3 separate regions of the Homo sapiens genome follow, and all the other regions are linked to region 1. Evidence: chromatin contacts called from ENCODE Hi-C or POLR2A ChIA-PET data. All regions are on one chromosome and are shown on one strand. Each heading gives the region's core, a stretch centred on a gene start or an enhancer-like site at or near the end of the contact. The rest is flanking DNA. Distances are from core to core; before and after follow the strand shown. Region 1 holds the start of STRIP1 (striatin interacting protein 1). Region 2 holds the start of CLCC1 (chloride channel CLIC like 1). Region 3 holds the start of GPSM2 (G protein signaling modulator 2).

The links. A loop is a pair of places that touch in the nucleus more often than their neighbours do. ChIA-PET counts read pairs that join two places held with the same protein, here RNA polymerase II (POLR2A). Pooled maps may share reads with other maps.
Region 2: a loop to region 1 is called in a map of naive thymus-derived CD4-positive, alpha-beta T cell, with 11 times the contacts of the local background. The contact joins the promoter of CLCC1 here to the promoter of STRIP1 in region 1. A Hi-C loop is called at or near these places in 2 of 168 maps with a recorded cell type or tissue (both naive thymus-derived CD4-positive, alpha-beta T cell) and 10 of 50 pooled maps. POLR2A ChIA-PET finds 5 or more read pairs at or near these places in 1 of 52 experiments (naive thymus-derived CD4-positive, alpha-beta T cell).
Region 3: a loop to region 1 is called in a pooled map, with 4 times the contacts of the local background. The contact joins the promoter of GPSM2 here to the promoter of STRIP1 in region 1. A Hi-C loop is called at or near these places in 3 of 50 pooled maps. POLR2A ChIA-PET finds 5 or more read pairs at or near these places in 2 of 52 experiments (A673 and activated CD8-positive, alpha-beta memory T cell).

The regions. Positions count from the first base shown.
Region 1 is chr1:110,031,315-110,036,355 of GRCh38, reverse strand. STRIP1 (striatin interacting protein 1) reads right to left here and starts at 1,732. Exons shown (of 21, transcript NM_033088.4): 1 at 1,539-1,732. The coding sequence starts at 1,718. It overlaps LOC105378895 (a long non-coding RNA gene), which reads left to right and starts at 917. Exons shown (of 3, transcript XR_947693.3): 1 at 917-947; 2 at 2,925-3,007; 3 at 3,919-4,060. RefSeq lists silencers at 1,138-1,207, 1,448-1,667 and an enhancer at 1,668-2,057.
Region 2 is chr1:108,960,512-108,965,222 of GRCh38, reverse strand. CLCC1 (chloride channel CLIC like 1) reads left to right here and starts at 1,739. Exons shown (of 13, transcript NM_001377458.1): 1 at 1,739-1,862; 2 at 2,754-2,914. RefSeq lists silencers at 1,944-2,183, 2,322-2,616 and enhancers at 2,544-2,663, 3,036-3,536, 3,537-4,037.
Region 3 is chr1:108,875,385-108,880,494 of GRCh38, reverse strand. GPSM2 (G protein signaling modulator 2) reads right to left here and starts at 3,510. Exons shown (of 15, transcript NM_013296.5): 1 at 3,267-3,510. RefSeq lists silencers at 3,115-3,184, 3,275-3,674 and an enhancer at 3,755-3,854.

The sequences.
Region 1 (5,041 bases), core at 483-2,982:
TCAGGCTCCTGAGTAGCTGGGATTACAGGCACCAGCCACCACGCCCGGCTAATTTTTGTATTTTTAGTAGAGACAGGGTTTGATCACATTGGCCAGGCTGGACAGGAACTCCTGACCTCAGGTGATCCGCCCGCCTCGGCCTCCCCAAGTGCTGGGATTACAGGCGTGAGCCACTGCACCCGGCCTCTATGTGGAAATTAAAGGGTACAAAGAGAAATTACAATTCGTCAGAGGGTATCTATTTGACCATTCGTAGCTACTCTGGAAAATTTTAAACCATTTTTCAAAATGATAACTCCTCTCATGATGAAGGTAGGTTCACCCCCCTGCACTTTCGTAATCTTCCACTTGAAAAACTGAGTAGTTAACACTGATGTCCGTCATCCCACCATGCCAGGGCTCCTAAATGGTCAGTGTTTTTGTTTTTTTCAAATAATTCACTCCAAGCTCAAATTACGTCTACTTCGGGCTTGCCAATTGTTGACATGTTTTCTCAGGGGTTTAGCCTTGCTAACAAAAAATAAAAGCTTCTGAGGAACTGATTCCACAGGTCTAAAGGTAGTATCATTGCTCTTTGGTATGAATTGGTACATTATGCTTGGACAACTAGGAATTCCCTCTCATTAACTTGGCTGATCAGTTTGGCTGCTGATCAATCTAGGAGATGGCATAGTAAGTGCTCTGGGAACCTGCTCATTAAGAAGCCCTAAAACTCCGCGACATGAGTATCTTCATTCATGAATTCTGCAAAAGGAGGCAGTGGGAGGAATTCCTTAACTTGGGGTGAGGTTACTAGTCAGTTCCAGACTATGCCATCTCCAGAACGGCAGGAACGGCTCACTAGCGAGACAGGAAGGAATGTTGGGTCCTAACGCATGCTTAAAATGTCTATTTCTCATCTTTAACAGTTCAGTATCAGGCGCACTGGGCACAATAGCCCACCACAGGTACTGTTAACCCATGGCCTGATCTGGCTCAGGTCAGAAGAACAGGACATGTTTCCCCCTCCTACTCTACTCTCAATGATAATTAGCTCGGTCCGGCTCTAAGTTCCTTCCAGATCCTCGCCGGCGCCTTCCCTGCCCACACGCGCCTTCCTCTGCGAGCGGCAGGACCCAGGAGCTGGAGCCCGCGTGCCAGGGACAGACGCCCGAGATGATTAGGTTGGGGGCGCGGCAGCCCAGCGCCCTGGAGTGCACCAAGACCCCCGACTCCTCACCCCCGAGCTGGGGCGAGAGCGGCTTCCCCAGGGGCTAGGGCCTCGAGGCCACGCCCACAGTCGGGGCCCAGGGGAGCAAACCAGCAGTCGCCGGCCACGGGAAGCTCTCCCGGGCGGCGGAGCTAGAGCAAGGACTCATGCTCCAGACCCCAGGAGCTGCCAGCCTCGCTTCCTGCTCCTTTCGCTGTATAGTGACAGTTCTCGGCCGGACTCTACCGAGCCCTCCGGGAAGCCCAACCTGGCCCCTAGAGTGGCCCCGGGCCCGGGACCCCCGGCGCCGCCCGACCCGGTGCGAGCCTCGCCCCCCGAAGCTCCTGACCTCTGAGTCTTTGCGCTGGTTGCGGTTGAACTCGCGGGCTTTGCCCCCAGGCAGGAGGCCCGCGGCGGCCCGCGGTGCCCCGGGTGGTGGCTGTGCGGCTGCCGGCGGCGGAGGTGGCGGGGGCTGGGGCTGTTTGTTGTTCACGATCAGTGGGCCCGGACCGCCGACTGCCGGCTCCATCTTGGCTGCTCCACACCCCCAGCTTAACTCGCGCACAGCCGCCGTGATGCAACTCTCGCGTGATTTTCTCCAGGAAATTTCCCTGGCCGCCATATTAAGTGTGGCGGCCAGTGTTAGAAGCCATCTTGGCTGACCAATACCTCGCGATATTCTGTCTGCAGTCCTTCCCTTGTTGATCTTTTTAGTTTTCCACCTTCCTTTCAGTTTCAGTTTAGATGTAATTTTATCTGTGAGGCTTCCCTTAGCTTCTTCAGTCAGTTTAGTTACCCCTCCTTCCTCTAAATCGCTTTGCACTTATAACTCATAGCCTTGTTCAAGGCTTAGGCGGAATTTTGTAATGAACAAAATGGATAGGATCCTAGTCTTCACAGAGTTACCGTTGTGACAAGTGCTTGTCATTCATTCATTCAACAAACATTTAATAAATGTCTCCTGTGCACCAAGCAGTGGGATAAAATGAGGAACAAGTGTCTGCAGTCACGGTACATAACAGTGCTTGGTGGGTCAGACAAACAATAGACAAATATAGAGAAATAAATGCTGAAAAGTGTTAAAGGAAAATTTGTTCATGGCACTAATTAAAGATGGTAAGGCAGACTTTATGTAAGAGAGCCCATGGTGATAGTTACAGGGACCACTACAACCAGATCTTGCAGTGAAGAAGAGGAATTAGACTCAACTCTGACTCCAACAAGATATAGTGGGGATTTATAACCAAAGAGCAGGATGAGGGTCAGTGGACGGAAAACTACTAAGAGAAACATCAAGGATAAGAAGTTTCTTGCTAAACTGACCTAACAGGATTATTGCTGAAAGCAGGACAGGGTGCTAAGATGTTGAGGGTGGTCAGATACCGAGTGCTATGGTTTGACTGTGTCCCCCAAATTCCATACGTTGGAAACTCAATCCTAAAGTTCATATGTTGATGGTATTTGGAGGTGGAGCCTTGAGGGGGTGATTAGGATTAGATAAAATCGTCAGGGTAGGGCCCCTGTGATGGGACTGGTGGCTTTATAAGAAGAGGAAGAGTGATCTGAGCTGGCACACATGCTCTTGCTTTCTCACCGTGAGAGGCTCTCTACCATGCAGTTTAAGAAAGCCCTCACCAAATGCAACCCCTCGACTTTGGGCTCCCCAGACTCCAGAACTGCAAAAAATAACTTTCTTTCCTTTATGAATTACCCAGTGTTTTGTATTCTGTTATAGCAACAAAAAATGGATTAAGACGCCAAGAGTGGAGAGTCCCTGCACAAACTGGATTCAACAAGGACAGAAAGGAAGCCCAAACGGTTAGTCCTAGTAGGCAGAGGACTCACAGGAGCCTGACTAGAGTTTTGGCCAAAGAAGAGAATCTTTGTCAGAAGTAACAAAAATTGAGAGGTTAAAAGGTGGCAGTGGGGCGGGGGGCAGGGGTTGGTGGAGGCGGAGAATGTGGCTATAATATAAGCATGCTGCCCAAGGAAGGCAGGCCTGAGGGTGTGATTTTAGATGAGTTCTGAAAGAAGTGAGGAGAAGCCCTGCAAAGTTCCAGGAAGGGCACACAGACAGATGAAACAGCTAAATGCAAAAGCCCTGATGTTAGTGTCTGGAATTGAGTGAGCCAAGGGAGGGATAGTAATTGATAGAGCCATATAATGATAATGCAGGGACCAGAAGAATGCAGGGCCTTGAAGGTAGTGGGAAGGAGTTTGAATTTTATTCTAAGTGAAATGGAAAACCATTCGAGGGTGTTAACCAGGGAGATGTTATGGTGTGATGTTTACAAGTTCAATCTGGCTGCTTTTGGAGAAGGGATTGGAGAGTTGCAAGAGTGGATAAGGCAAGACATGTTAGGGGACCATGTAGATGGAGATGATGGTGCTTGTACCAGAGTGGAGCATTGGGTTGATATTTCTATATTGTGTAGGTAGGGGGACAGGATTTGCTGGAATCTTATCAGCTGGGTAGGGGAAATAAACAATGACCCCCTTGATCTAGGTTTGGGCAACTGAGTGGATGGCTGTATCACTTTCATAAATAAGTAAGCTCGAGAGTAAGAAAAACAGGTTTAGAGGAAAGATCAAGACTTCAGTTTTGGACACATCAAGTTTGAGATACTCATCAGACATCTTAGAAGTGTTGCGTAATAATAACTCTTACTATTATCTGTTGTTATACTGTGAAATCCTTAAAGGCATTTTATCCATCTTTGTCTCTCCAGCTTTACATATTGCCTGCTTTACACCCCAGGCTCAAGTCCAGAAAGTCCCTGTGATACAACTCTCCAGTGATTTCCCCTGAGGTCCAACCTAGTAGGTGCTTAAAAAGTCTTTGTTGTAAATTAATAAATTAATCCAAAACCACCACACTGCTATTTCCTCCTACCTATCTTCCTGTGCCTATCATAAGCTGTATCACCCGGGGAAAAACATTTTTCAGCTAAATTTAGAACAGGGAGGGTTTTGGTTCCATAATTCCACTTCTAGTAATAGATTCTAAGGAAATAATCAGATTTAGATAAAGATAGGTGTATGATAATATTCAGGCAATGGTGTTTTCAATAGTGTAAAGTTGGGATCAACCTAATTTGAAAAATAGCCAATAAGAAAATGGCTAACTTTGAGGGGCCAGGCACCGTGGCTCATGCCTGTAATCTCAGCACTTTGGGAAGTTGAGGTGGGAGGATCGTTTGAGCCCAGGAATTTGAGACCAGCCTGGGCAACAGAGCGAGACCCTATCTCTAAAAAAAAAAAAAAAAATCAAATTAAAAAAATTTTTGAAAAAGAAAAATGGCTAACTAATGGAATGGGGCATGCATAAGACAGAATATACAGATCTAGAAGGAAAAAGAATCCCAAATGTGAAGGAGCAGAAGCACAGCTGGAGAGCTCACTACTCTAACTTGCTAGGAAACTTTGCGAAAAGCACAATCCAGTAGAGAGTAGAAGCTGTAGAAGTGTCTTCATGCACTTCTCTTTTTTTTTTCCTTCCCCATCTGTAAAATGAGAATAATCCCACCTGTATTTTTGTCAGAGATGTGTGAACCACAGCAACTCCATCTTGAACAGGGGCTGGGTAAAATGAGGCTGAGACCTACTGGGCTGCATTCCCAGGATATTAGAGCATTCTTAGTCACAGGATGAGATACGAGGTCAGCACAAGATACAGGTCATAAAGAACCTGCTGACAAAACAGTTTGCAGTAAAGAAGCCAGCCCAAACCCACCAAAATCAATATGGTGATGAGAGTGACCTCTTGTCCTCCTCACTTTTACACTCCCACCAGCACCATGACAGTTTACAAATGCCATGGCAACACCAGAATGTTATCCCAGATGGTCTAAA
Region 2 (4,711 bases), core at 490-2,989, 1.1 Mb after region 1:
CAAGACCACAGTGAGATACCTCACACCTATTAAGATGGCTACTATACAAAAATAAAAAGATGTCAGTGGAGATGTGGGGAAATTGGAACTTGTGCACTCTTGGAGGGAATGTAAAATGTTGCAGCCACTATGGAAAAGAGAATGGCAGTTCCGCCGGGCGCAGTGGCTCATGCGTGTAATCCCAGCACTTTGGCAGGTCGAGGTGGGTGGATAACGAGGTCAGGAGTTCGAGACCAGCCTGGTCAACATAGTGAAACCCCATCTCTACTAAAAATACAAAAATTAGCCAGGCATGGTGGCAAACGCCTGTAGTCACAGCTACTCAAGAGGCTGAGGCAGGAGAATCGCTTGAACCCGGGAGGCAGAGGTTGTGGTGAGCCGAGATCGTACCACTGCACTCCAGCCTGGGCAACAAGAGTGAAACTCCATCTCAAAAAAAAAAAAAGTACGGCAGATCCTCAAAAAATTAAAAATAGAATTACTACATAATCCAGCAATTCCACTTGTGTATATATATTCAGGAGTTGAAAGCAACAGATATTTGAACATCTGTGTGTATACCCAAAAGGGTTAAAAAACAGATATTTGTATATCCATGTTTACAGTATTATTTCACAGTAGCCAAAAGTGGAAACAACCTGTTATCCATTAACAGATGACTGAATGAACTGGTATATACATAAAATGGAATACTATTCAGCCTTAAAAGAAATTCTGACACGTTACCACATGGATGAACCTTGAGGACATTATGGTAAGTGAAATCAGTTACAAAAAGACAAATGCTGTATGAGTCCTTATATGAAATACCTAGAGTAGTCAAATTCATAAAGACAGAAAGAATGGTAGTCGCTGGGAAGGAGGGAGGGGAAGAATGAGGCGTTACCACTTACTGGGTACAGAGTTTCAGTTTTGCAAGATGAGTGCTGGAGATGGATGGTGGTAATGGTTGCATAACAATGTGAATGTATCTAATACCACTGAATTGTACCTTTAAAAATGGTTAAGATAGTAAATTTTACCATCTTCACAGTTTCCCGAGATTGCAAGGCCAGCAGTTAAAGACAAAAACAAAACTACTTCCAACTGCCCTACAGTGTGCAGACCTTTCCCTTGTCCTGCCCTGAGTAGAACTACAGTTGTCATTCGTGATCCTCCCTTTAAAAAATTATGCTTGTGGCTAGGCGCGGTGGCTTACACCTGTAATCCCAGCATTTTGGGAGGCCGAGGCGGGCGGATCACCTGAGGTCAGGAGTTCGAGACCAGCCTAGCCAACATGGTGAAACCCTGTCTCTGCTAAAAATACACATTAGCTGGATGTGGTGGTGCGCGCTTGTAGTCCCAGCTGCTCGGGAGGCTGAGAGAGGAGAATTGCTTGAACCCGGGAGGCAGAGGTTGCAGTGAGCCGAGCCGAGATCGCGCCACTGCACTCCAGCCTGGGCAACACTGTGAGACTCTGCCTCAAAAAAAAAAAAATCATGCTTGCGTTTCATGGCGAATGTTACACATTCAAACTTATCAAATATATTAATAGTAAGAAAATAGGTTTCCTATCCGTTGTATATATTTGAGTTCCAGGCGAGATTTCCTTCGCAGAAAGAGTTCCGCAGATGAAAAGTAAAAGAAAATCCGCGGCGAAAATAACCCGCGCGCAGAGGCCGGTCCCGCTACTAGCCCCGCCCAATCAACGAGGCCAATCAGCGGCCCGCAACGGGGGAGGGACACGCAGCCGTCAGCCGAACAATTCGATGACGAGGCCCAGGAAGCACGCTGAAACCCTGGGCGGCGGCAAGCTGTGCGACCTCTTCTGCGGCCGGCCTGGGCAGGTGTCTTCCTCGAGAGGCAGGCAGGGGATCCCGGACGTGAGTCCGTGCAGTTGGGTGTGTTGTGCGGCGGGTGGGGCGGGTTACCCGCCGTTACGCCCTGGCGGGTCCAGCGGACTCGCGGCGCAGACGCTGGGGAGGCCGCAGGCGCGACCCGGGGCGGGGACCGTGCTAGCTGCGTGCGTCCGCTGCGGCCTGTGGGTGCCCCGGGCTCCTACCTCAGCTCCCGCGCCGGCGGCTGCCTGTCCGCCGCGGTTGCGCGCGTTCCGGGGAGGTGCTTGGCCCAGAGAGCGGCCTACGGAGAAGGCACAGCGAGGGCAAAGCGAGACCTGAGCGCACGTTGAATTCTGTTGGCTTTGGTTATCTCTGAAAACTTTAAGCATAATTTGAATAAATGCTGTCAGCAGAATAGCTCGGATTTAGTTGTAGTTAATTTTCTAAAACTTCAAATCTGTGAATTAACACAGTTAACAACAACAACAAAAACGGACACAAAACAACCTCCAAAATGGATTTTTTTTTTTTTTTTGAGACGGAGTCTTGCTGTGTCACCCAGGCTGGAGTGCGGTGGTGCTATCTCCGCTCACGGCAACCTCCGCCTTCCGGGTTCCAGCGATTCTCCTGCCTCAGCCACCTGAGTAGATGGGACCACAGGTGCGCGCCACCAGGCCCGGCTAATTTGTAAATTTTATTTGTAGAGAAGGGGTCTCCCTGTGTTGTCCAGGCTTGTCTCTGACTCCTGGGCTCAAAGGATCTTCCCATCTTGGCCTCCCAAAGTGCTGGGATTACAAGCGTGAGCCATTGCGCCTGGCTCCAAATCTGATTTGAGTGTAAAAAGTTAGACACACCATAAGCTGTAGGTTTATTACTGGGTGGTGAAAAACAATTCAGGTTTTCTTTATAATAGTGATTATGAAGTGTTCTTCCCAGACTAGCTTTATCGTCATCTGGGAAATTGTTAAAAATGCAAATTCGCAAGTTTGAGAGCCATGGTTCCAAGAAACTGCATAAGCATACGAAATAAGTTGCAGCCTCCCGACTTATACCCTGGTACTTCTAGTCTAAAACAGGATTTGACTCTACTAATCCAGGTTAGTCTTGCCTTTCCCATTACTCATGTGCTTTCGTTGAAACCAAAGACTTTTTCTTTTGTGCCCATTTCTACTCACTGCCTGGCCGTCTGCACGACGATCTGTGTTTCCTGGTAGTTCTCCAGTCTAGTAGCTACTATAAACTACTCTCCCTATTTCCCGCTCTGTGGAGATGTCGTTCCAACAGGTCCTCTCCACTCTAAGACCCTATCCTCTCAGAGAAGCCCCTGAGAGCCATTAGTACTTTTGCCCTGGAGAGGCAGTTTAGGTAGAGCCAGTCTGGGTTCTACCACTTACTAGCTTGGTGGTCTTAGGCAAGTTACTTTGTGTGATCTGTAAAATGAAGATGAGTGAAGATAAGAGTACTACTTCCAGTAGTTTTGTGAGGATTAAATTAATGTAACAGTGCTTAGCACATAGTAACAAAATATTAGCTACTTTTTTTTTTTTAGACGGAGTTTTGCTCTTGTTGCCCAGGCTGGAGTGCAATGGCGCGATCTCGGCTCACCGCAACCTGCACTCTCTGGGTTCAAGCAATTCTCCTGCCCCAGCCTCCCGAGTAGCTGGGATTACAGGCATGCGCCACCACGCCCTGCTACTTTTGTATTTTTAGTAGAGACAGGGTTTCTCCATGGTGGTCAGGCTGGGCTGGAGCTCCCAACCTCAGGTGATGCGCCCGCCTTGGCCTCCCAAGGTGCTGGGATTACAAGCGTGAGCCACCGTGCCCGGCCTTTAGCTACTATTATACATATTATAATTTAAAAATTATTAGTACCGAAGCCTGAGACAGGAGAGAAATGGTAAAAATAGTAGGGACTGCGGGAGAGAGAAAGAGTAGTGTCCCCTGACAAGTACTAGAATGACATAGGTGCCACCATTAAACGAAACTAGCTAGGATGGTTACTTTCGATTAACACTTTGCTACTCAAGAGTGTGGTCTGCGGCATCACCAGGAGCTTGTTAGAAGTGGAGATCTCAGACCTACCTCAGATTTACTGAATCAGAATCGTTTTTTTTTTTTTTTAACAAACTCTTCAGCAGGTTTAGATGTAGCTTTGTTTGGAGGAAGTGTGAGATTCGTTTTAGGATTTCTCAAGGAGTTCCAGCCTTCAATCAGTGACCATGGGGATCTGGCAGGAGGGCTTGAATTTCTAGCTGATTCTTCTATTCTGTCTTACCCTCCTGTCTTCCATCATTTCTGCATTGCTAATCTCTATCCCTGGAGAAATCTATGGAACTGCTGGTTATTACTGTAGAAAGTAACATAGTTGCCAATAGTACGACTTTGTGGATGTCACAGTCAAAACTCAACTGCCTGGCTGGCACAGTGGCTCACCTGTAATCCCAGCACTTTGGGAAGACAAGGCGGCGGGCAGGGGGATCCTTTGAGCTCAGGAGTTCGGGACTAGCCTGGGCAACATAGCAAGACCCTGTCTCTATAAAAAAGAAAAAAAAATCTCAACTGCTTGACAGGCTTTTTATTCACTTCCCTTTGTATAATGCCTCCTGTAGTACCTTTTTTCCCCTCCAAATCTCCGTTTCCCCCATCCTAACCTCCTCACAGTGTTAGAAATGCAAATTACTCTTAATTTCTCTGTCCACTTCATATCATATTATAATATGAAATCTGTCAGTTTCTCTTTTTACTTTAGAAATTTTGTCTTCATCCATCTTCATTCATTTCTATTTATGGAGTATATAACCTCATTGCCTATGAAGAACCCTTCCCGTAACCTTAATTTCATGCACTCCCATCTTGGAGCCTCTCTCCAGTTTACACACTCCCTTTGTCACCTA
Region 3 (5,110 bases), core at 2,261-4,760, 1.2 Mb after region 1:
GATTCTCCTCTCTCAGCCTCCCACAGGTGCCCAGCACCACGCCTGGCTAATTTTTGTATTTTTATCAGAGACAGGGTTTCGCCATGTTGGGCAGGCTGGTCTCGACTCCTGGTCTCAAGTGATCCGCCCACCTGGGCCCCTCAAAGTGCTGGGATTACAGGTGTGAGCCACTGCACCTGACCCAAACACATTTTAAAGCAGAAATAAATCCCAAATGCAGAAATATTATAAATGCTTAGAAAGGGTCCCTAGAGAGTTTGAGTTTAGAATTCTCCATAGGAAAATATATTAAACATGATTTTGTCTTCTCTTCCCAAAAGTTATCACCATTCTGTGGGAAAATAAATGTTTCTATTCAATAATGTTTTGTGATAATATGGGAATAATAATTCTAACTGAAAAGGACCAGGGAAAACTTTTTGGAAGCAAGGAATTTTGTACAGCACCTTGAAGGATGGGTAGATCTTATTAGCCAAATGAAGGAAAGGCATTCCAGTCAAGGGAAAAGAATGGCTCAAGAAAAAGGGAGGGTAGAAATGCACAGAATGTGTTCCAGGATAAGCACACAGTATTCAGAGTAGTGAAAGAGAAGGCTGAGAAGGTAGAACAGTAACAAACTGTGAGGGACTCTGAACATGTGGCAGAAGCATATATTCATATTCAGCCCCCCCTTTTTTTTTGAGATGGAGTCTTGATCTGTCACCCGGGCTGGAGTGCAGTGGCGCGATCTCGGCTCACTGCAACCTCCGCCTCCCTGCCTCAGCCTCCTGAGTAGCTTGGATTACAGGCGTGTGCCACCACACTGGGCTAACTATTGTATTTTTAGTACAGACGGGGTTTCACCACGTTGGTCAGGCTGGTGTTGAACTCCTGACCTCGTGATCCGCCCACCTCGGCCTCCCAAAGTGCTGGGATTACAGGCGTGAGCCACCGTACCCGGCCTCAGCCTTTTATTTACACAATGGGGAACCTTGCTGGTATTTTTTCCCCACAAAGGAATAGCCAAGTTGGATCTCTGCTAGGAAGATAAACCAGCAGCAACATATAAGGCAGGAATGGGGAGAAAAGAAAAATACTACAAAAACTCCAGAAACAACTACTGAATAGGAAGCATTTTCTTGTCATCTCACAACACCAACGACATTGCTTTGCACATAAGAGAGGCCCAACAAACTTTAATTTCTTCCCTGGGAAGAAGACAGGAATTATGACGAGGCCAAAGAATCCTACAATAGTGAGAAAACCGGACTGTAATACATTTCTTCTCCACAGTAAAGATTCTATTCATATTTATGTAAGAAACTCAGAAAAGTCTTACTCTTCACTTATGTTTTGTATAAAGATGATTAAGAAGATATTGAAAATATAATGTGATTTATAAGATGATTTATAAAATAATGAAGCAAGATAGTTCCAACAGAAAGATTGAAATATTTCTGCGAAGCTACAACAAAACACAGCACCTAAAGGCATCTTTAAAGTAGAACTTGTCCCTACAAATGGAATCCAGAGACACAGCAGAGATTTAAACAGACACACAGAAGCAATACAGCATGTGCTTTGGGATCAGGCCATGATTTGAATCTCGGCACAGTGACTTATTAGTTATATGATCTTACGCTAAACTCTCAGTTGGTGTGGGCATAATGACACTTACCTAAAATGTGCTGTGATAATTACAGACATGATTTATAAAGCACCTGACCCAGCACCTGGCTCTGATACATAACAAAAGTACTCAACATAGTGCTGTAGTAATAACAGTAACTGTTATTATAAAATAGACATATTTAATATATATTCAAATAAATTTAGAATAACCTAAATCTATGTCAGATTTTCCATTTTAAAATTCCAGAGAACTAATTACAAATTTCTAAAGATAGATCTTAGAAATATTTTATGTTTATGAAAAGGTCATTTTTAAAACTACTATATCTTATCACTGTTTTAATTAGTCTAGTAAGCAAGTCTCAGATCTATATTAAAATATGTTTGTAACACCGAATATCTGATTTAAGAATGTAAGAAAATACAATTAAACTGCTTATCTGGCCAGAGAGGATTTTGGAGACATGCCTCTACAACAACATCACACAACTTTTTACTTTGAAACCGCTCCAATACTTAAATTATAAGTAATAGCCTGGGAAATAGCTTGCGAAAACGACTCCGTGGTAGTTGTAAAGAGAAGTAGGTGTGAGACCACCCCTAATCCCTGAGGCCCCCCTCTCCTTACACACACCATGTCAACCAACAGTGATCTACCCTTTTTAATGTTGTTTATTCACTTCTAAACAATCAACTAAAGCTGCTCCTGAATAGTGAGAACCCAATCAAAAGTGGTATTTATCAGAAGCAATCACACCGGCTATTATCAGGCCAGAAATCTTCGGTACACCCTTCTAAAGTGGCAGCTTGAAAACTCAGCTCTGTTGGTCCTGCTGACTTCCAACACACCCCACGAACGCTCCAATGCAAACCCGATAGAAAGGAAAGCCAAGAACCTACTTCGTTTAATTCTACGGTGTGGTTAAATTATGCATTAAGGCCAATAAAATTTCCATCCTTACTCGTTTTCTTTAACAGAGTTCAAATGCTACTAGTTCAAATGCTCTAACTGGTTACTATTAAAACAAGGAAATTACAGATTTTTTTTTATTCGAAGGTATTCTATAGATTTCAGGAAAGAGTTTTCTTAACGTTTTATGTTTACTTACTCTTTTTGCAGCAACTACCAATTTCTATGGTAAATCGACCAGTTGGTGCCCAAAAGTTCACTAATTTAAGCACGGTCAAGGCAGGTATTTGCCATAAACTGCCTGGTTTAGGTAGGACGCGCCCGACTCCAAGTGATTGCAATCAGCCTCGGAATGAATTCCACGGGGATTCGGGCTTTGATTCACAATTTGTTACTCACATTCAGAGTGGTAAGAAGTCGCTGGACTCTAGTATAGTTTTTATCTTAAAAAAAAAAAAAGACTCAGGAGTGAGGCTCTTAACGCTTTACTCTCATTTGAAGACCTTCCGACAAAAAAGCAGCAACTCCTCAAGCCGAGTTTCTGGTTTCTTGAGCATCGACGCCGCGTCCCCGCAGCGCCCACAGGTCCCGCAAGCCCCCAGCCCGCCTCCTGCCCAAAACAAAGGACGTCACCCCCAGACCTCTGGACACAGAAGCCCCACACGCACGCACACGCACCCCTCCCTGTCACCTCCCTCCGAGAGCCCCTCAAACGCCTCAGAACCCGCGTCGCGGAAGCGCTCACCTCCCGCGGGCGGGCGGGTCCCGGGTACGCGGTGAAGGTGCAGCGGCGGCCGCCTCGGGCGACAGACGGGTGGTCACGGCCCCTCCCCAAGGCAGGGGCACCGCAGGAGGCCGGCGCGCCCCCTGCTCCCGCCCCCGGCAGGTCACGTGGGCCAGAGCTCGTAGCGCCCCTCGCTTTCCCGGAGCGTCCCTCCGCCACCTAGGGGTCCCGCCGCTCCGCCGGTCTCAACACCGCCCTCCTCTGCGCCTGCGCCCCGGCTCCAGGCGCTCTCATTCAAACCGACAACGCCCCGCGTCTTTCGGACCGGCCAATGGCGGGCGGCGCAGCGGGGCGGGGCGGGGCGCTGGTTGCCCCCCTCTTCGCAGTCCTGGGGAACCGTCTGCGTGTCAAGGTGACAGGGGGCTTGGGAGCTTGGTCCTCCTCTGCTCCGGGACGTGTCCTCAACCCTCAGACTGAAGTTTCTTTCCTGTCCTCTTCTTTCTTCTTCAGACACTAAAAAGTAGAGCAATAAATATTGTCTAGAGTTGGCCGGGCGCTGTGACGGACGGCTATAATCCCAGCACTTTGGGAGGCCGAGGCGGGCGGATCACCTGAGGTCGGGAGTTCGAGACCAGCCTGACCAACATGGAGAAACCCCGTCTCTACTAAAAATACAAAATTAGCTGGGAGTGGTGGCGCATGCCTTTAATCCCAGCTACTCAGGAGGCTGAGGCAGGAGAATCGCTTGAATCCGGGAGGCGGAGGTTGCCGTGAGTGGAGATCGCACCATTGCACTCCAGCCTGGGCAACAAGAGCGAAATTCCATCTCAAAAACAAAACAAAACAAACAAACAAAAAACATCGTACAGAGTTCAGATAGAGGCTGGCCTAGATCCCTTTAAAAAAGGAGCGCAAAACCAGCGCCGCCTTTTTGGAAGACTTGGTGCTGCGCTACAGAATGAGTGTCCCAAGCGGCAGATGCGGGATATAGAAGAAAAAGAGGCCTCTGTGGAAGGAACAGAGGGACCGTGTGAAAGTCTGAACAAGGCAGCCTCAGTTCTTGAGGCTGTGCCCAACCCTGGCGTTTCCAGCTGTTGGAAAAGCAAACTTCTGTTGACTACAGAATCGCTGGTTCCCAGGAAAATTGGGTGGCAGTTTTACTCAGTTTCACTCAGTTTCAGCGCCTACATTCTAAAGACACTGGGAAGAATAAGTTTTATTTCCATTCACCTCTCCTCCATGTCAAGGTGACCCCAAAATAGTAGTCACCTTATAGTTTGTTCTTCACAAAATACCGGCCGGGCGCGGTGGTTCACATCTGTAATACCAGCAACTTTGGGAGGCCGAGGCGGGGGGATCACCTGAGTTGGAGACCAGCCTGGTCAAAATGGTGAAACCCCGTCTCTACTAAAAATACAAAAATTAGCCGTGCCTGGTGGTGGGCGCCTGCAATCCCAGCTATTCGGGAGGCTGAGGCAGGAGAATTGCTTGAACCCAGGAGGCGGAGGTTGCAGTGAGCCGAGATCGCGCCACTGCACTCCAGCCTCGGCGACAGAGCGAGACTCCGTCTCAAACAACAACAAAAACCAAAATACCAAGACCAGAGTCTCTCTGGGGTAAAGCATCTGATGAATTTACTTAGATTATTTTTCAAATAGATATTTCTCTTCTGAAATGAAGTTTAAATGTTTCTACAGGGTAAAGGCTATGTTAAAGAAAACTCCGGGTTCAGTATCTCCGTGAATGATGGCCATAACCAGTGATCCAAGCAACATTTCCCATTAGGTGCATGTTATGGCAAATTGCTTAAAGGAACAGCTTTATCATCAAACTAGACCTGGGTTTGAGTTCCAATTCTGCTACTT